2 separate regions of the Homo sapiens genome follow, and region 2 is linked to region 1. Evidence: chromatin loops called from intact Hi-C (ENCODE). Cell type or tissue: Caco-2. All regions are shown on one strand.

Evidence for each region. Peaks named below come from ENCODE experiments on the same cell type or tissue, not always from the same donor. Only the 100,000 strongest peaks of a DNase experiment are listed, where the experiment ranks them.
Region 2: a loop joins it to region 1, with 2.8 times the contacts of the local background. A loop is called at or near these places in 3 of 110 quality-filtered maps.

Annotation. Positions count from the first base shown.
Region 1 is chr10:7,853,958-7,856,457 of GRCh38, forward strand. All of the region lies in intron 2 of TAF3 (TATA-box binding protein associated factor 3), which reads left to right. Among named protein-coding and RNA genes, the nearest start is that of TAF3, 37 kb to the left of the region's middle. In Caco-2, no CTCF peak of the experiment used is centred here; a DNase peak (open chromatin) is centred at 1,424.
Region 2 is chr10:7,907,637-7,910,136 of GRCh38, forward strand. The region is part of intron 2 of TAF3 (TATA-box binding protein associated factor 3); the gene reads left to right. Among named protein-coding and RNA genes, the nearest start is that of TAF3, 90 kb to the left of the region's middle. In Caco-2, no CTCF peak of the experiment used is centred here; a DNase peak (open chromatin) is centred at 1,415.

The DNA of each region.
Region 1 (2,500 bases):
TAAAGAGTGTTCTTTTTATTTGTAAATTATGTGCTGTGCCTCCTTTATATCAACAAAACTTAGAAGAAACACACACACAATCATTCGCCCCACTCAGCCAGTTGTTAAACATTTACCAGCATATCTCTCAATACACTTGCAATCGGATCCAGTGACCGATGTCATTACTGAAATGATTCAACCCCTTGAATGAGATATTTGGAAATTGAATAAGAAGTAAGAACCATCAGGTTTACAGGGATAATATATTCAAGGCTCATGAGAATTTAGTACTGCACAGGAATTCTGGTCAGCCAACACATATTTGCAAACATGCATAGAGTTTCTATTTTAAGTTAGTTGTTGACTTCTAGCAATAGCAGCCCCCAAACTGCCTACGTAAGATAACTGGAAGGAATTATTTGCCCCAAAACAATTTCTAGGTCCACACTGTTATGCGAGCCGCAGCGAGATACACACATGGAAGCTCTATGTGATTTTTGGCTCTTAAGAAGTTAACATGCTAAAGAGACAAAGCTAACATATACAAAGCACTTTCATTACTGCAGTGAGTATAATATGGATTCAGAATGGGGAAAGACTTCTGTGAGGTAAAGCAACTGGAAGAAGCCTGGGGAGGAGGTAGATCTTGACCTGAACCTGGACCTTGAAGGATAAGATTTAAATTTCAGTGAAGAGAACTGAAAAGAGCCCTCTAATGGGGGGGCGGGGGGAGGGGAGCTTCACTAGGAAATCAGGAAGCTAGGGAAGAAAATATGTGCATGTTTCTGTGTGTATTCGAAGGGGGCTTCCTGGTTTGTGAAGGACAGTAAGTATTCAGATCCATACGTAGATCAGTAGTATGTTACAGTAGCATGGAAGCCATTTGGAACATTTAGATTGTAGTGTGAACTTCTGAACCACTGAGTGTTGTGGATGAACAGAATGAGACAGCAAAAGTGGTATTTGTTAAACACTTTTGACTTCTGGTTGAAGATGGAGAATTAAATCTATGTATTCACCTAAGCTCCCTTATGTCACCATGCTAAAATTACAGTGAAGGGGTTTTAAGGTGTTGTTGTAGTTGTTAAGTTTGTAAGTCTAAAAAAATGAATAGAATGGGATAAAAGGCAAGAGTAACCCATTTTTTGAAACTGGAAAGTCGAGGGTCAAATGGTAAAGAACTTAGCAGACCCAGTACAACTGAATCCCAAGCCAGCAATGCGGAAACCTAAGACCCATCCAGAGCCCCAGGCTTTGTGGCTTCAGGTACTTCTGGAAGTGAGGGAGAGAAATGGTTGAAAATCTGTTTAAGAAGCAAATGGATACATGGATTTCCTCCCTGGTTTGGTGCAGCTGAGCAGCTGCCTCTACAAAAGACTGACTTCAAAGGGCCAAACAAAGGGACCGTGGGTTGAGGCCTGTGATAACACACCAGACCAGAAGGCAGGGATGGCATCCTGAAAACAAGGGGGAATTCATGGAATGTGAATACACCGGATGCCGAGATGTCCAGCCTCCTTCCATTTGAGATGCTGGCAGCCATTTCTTCATCCTTTGGGGAGGAGATTTGAGATTTCTCTAGGCATTCTGATCAAACCTAGATAGGATACCCAAAGATATTGATGGTAGGCATTTCCCAAATAAATAGCTCAATCCGATTCCTCTACAGTGGAGTCCCCACTTCCCAAGCCCTGAGTCCCACTGACATACTCAAAGCTCCCAGACAGCTTTTTTAGTTCCATTCTAAAGGCTTACCAGACAAAGGAAGAAAACATCTGATATGAAAGGGAGCAAAACCAACTAAAAAGCAACTTAGAGGAAACAGTCATGCAAGAGGAATTAATTTGAAATAGTTCTTTACACTGGGCGTGGTGGCTCACACCTGTAATCCCAGCTCTCAGGGAGGTAAGAGGCGGGAGGATAGCTTGAGCCCAGGAGTTTGAGACCTGCCTGGCCAATATAGCGAGACCCCATTCTCCACAAAAAGGAAAAAAAAAAAGACAAAAAAAAAATAAGCGTAATAGTTCTCTACTAGTATTCTAAGAGAGGACAAGAAAAGATAACCAGGAAGCAAGAGCAGGGTGCTATTTTAAAGGAGGAAATGGGGGAAAAGAAGAAGGGGAAGCCACAGAAGCAGCATTCCAGGCCAAAAGAGCTCTTGGAAATGGGAAATCATGGCAGCAGAAATTTTTTTAAAATGCAGTCGAGAACTAGAAAATAAAGGTAAGGAAATCCTAGAAAAAGCAGAATCAGAAAAGATTTTGGCTGGGCGCAGTGGCTCACGCCAGCACTTTGGGAGGCCGAGGCGGGCGGATCACTTGAGGTCAGGAGTTCGAGACCAGCCTGGCCAGCATGGTGAAACCCCGTCTCTACTAAAAATACAAAAATTAGCCAGGAGTGGTGGTGCGTGTGTACCTGTAATCCCAGCTACTCGGGAGGCCGAGGCAGGAGAATCGCTTGAACCCAGTAGGTGGAGGTTGCAGTGAGCCGAGATCATGCCACTGCACTCCAGCCTGGG
Region 2 (2,500 bases), 54 kb after region 1:
GGTGATTCGTAGCAGAGCCTTTAATGCCTCATCCATTGCCCTGCCCATTTTAATACATGCATCTCCCAGGTAAGCTCTTTCTTCCAAGGGAGGATTCTGTGTCTTGAAGTATGAAAGCTGCTATTATAATAATGTGGAGCCATGAAAGGTGTTTGGTGAGTGGGCCAATGATTAGATCTGTGTTTTAGAAAGACTCCTCTTGAGGCAGCACAGAGGGTGGGTTGAAGCTGGAAAAGCCAAGAGGGCAGGAGCTAGTGAAGTGGGCTCTGTGACAACCAGCAGGAGTCGATGGGGACTGAATCTGGAGCGGCAGCAGCAGGAATAGAAAGAAGAGGCTCAGTTCAGGAGATACGTAGAAGAAGTTGGCAGTGGTGCAGATTTGCTCAGCAGCGTATGGAATTCGCCCTGTGCCCACAGCTCTGGGTCATCTCCCATCAAGTCCTTTATTCCACATTTCCAACCTGCTTTCATTCCACTGCTCCCTGCCTTCTCCATTGCCATTTCCTCTTGTGTGTACATAGACATGTACGTTTGTTCCAAAACGAGTCACAAACTCAGATGCCTTCCAGAACCAAGCATTCAGGCATTGATTCAGAGGGCCTAGTGGTGGGGATCTTTGAACTGGAGGGGGCTTTTTCTGCCTGAAGGCCATGGCTACTGCTTAGCTCAGGTGACTCTTCCCATGCAGGAATGCAAGCCCTATGTTGCCAGGTTTTTCCATTTTAACATTAAAAATTGGAAAGTCATATAATTAATCAAAATCTCCTCAACTTTAAGCATTGGCAACTTTAAATTCTAACAATTGCTATTTCATGTGAGCGGCTGTGAAGATTAAATGGGTTAATAAATGAAAGGCCATAGACCTAACACCTTATAAATGTCATCTGGCATTACCCAACACCATCATGGTCACCGTCCCCACCCTCATACCCACCTCCTCTTCTAAATCTGGGTTACCGAGCGCTTCTGAAGGAAAGTAGCACAGAGCTTTATCTGTATAAAGCATCCAGCTAACCCTATGCCACCAGAGCCACAAAGCACATAATGAGGCAGAAGCTGATCTCAAACATTTTTCAAGCCACAAAACCCTTTCTTCAACAAACGTTTACAGGGAAACCTGATATGTAAGACAGATTAGTTTGGATCTTCTGTGTTTGAAGTGGTTATGAAGAGCTGCCTGTCTCCCAGAGCAGTGCTTCTCACTGCATCAGAAGCCTTTAGAGGCCTTGTCCAAGCACAGGTGCCTGGGCCCAGCCCCAGAGGTTCTGAGTCAGTGGCCCTGGGATGGAGCCCAGAACTTGCATTTCTAGCAAGTTCCCAGGTGATGCTGCTATGCTGCTAAGGGCTGGGAGTCCACAGTGAAGAATGTTGTGCTGGTGGCTTAGCAGGTACAAAGGTCAGGAGGGAGACATGTCCCTTACCAGCCGTCGCTGGGCCTGTCACCTCTCCCGTGGAGGCCTGCCAGGGGCCATTGCTGGAATGTGTTTGGTCGTCTAGACCAAGTGTGGGCCTCTGACCTGCAGTATCAGCCTCAACTGGAGCTTGTCATAAATGCAGGTTCATAACCCATTCTAGGCTTACTGGATCAGAGCCTCTGGGGCCCAGGCTCTGGGTTTCTGAGAGGGCTCTAGTTGATTCTTGTACATGCTGAAGTTTGAGAACTGTTGGTGTACATGCACCCTAGTCAGGAGGTGGAGGCCAGCTTAAGAAACCACCTATGGATAGAACCATATTCACTACCTCAGCACTTGGCCTCCACCACCATCTGCCCCTCAGAACAGCACTTCTGCCAAATTAAAGACTTGATTCTACCAGAAGCTTCCTTGGACTTCACTGTGCCATTGGATAAACTAGTGTCATTGGATAAAGTGCTGCATCTGTTAACAACTTAATTTCAAAAAGTGAGTCAAAGCAAAGAAGGCCAGAAGATGGAAGGAAGAGCCAAATATTTAGAAAGGGTGATGAATTAAAGTTTAGAAATATTATTTATGCTTGATAGCAATGAATCCAGGGCAAAAGGAAACTATAGTGCTTAACAGTCTAATGTATGGCAGATACTTTCTTAGGCCCATTTGATTCTCATAGCAAAGTGGAGATTTACCACTTTATATCTTTATAAAGGTATCTTTATTTGCAGAATAGGAATCAACAGAGCCAGGAGTTGAGCCTATAACATTGAAACCTTTATTCTTCCTACTCGCTGGTAGTGATGGTTACAGAAGTCCCTTAGTATCTGTGGAGTACTGATTCCAGGACCCCTGCAGATACCCAGCTCCACGACTGCTCAGGTCCCTGATATGGCATAGTGATTGCATATAACCTATGCATATCCTCCTGTATACTTGAAATCGTCTCCAGGTTACTTATAATTAATATAACATAAATGCTATGTAAATAGTTGTTATACTGTATTTTTATAGGTTTTCATTGTTGTATTGTTACTTTTATTGGTTTTTTCCCCTCAAATATTTTGTATTTGCAGTTGGTTGAGTCCAAGGAT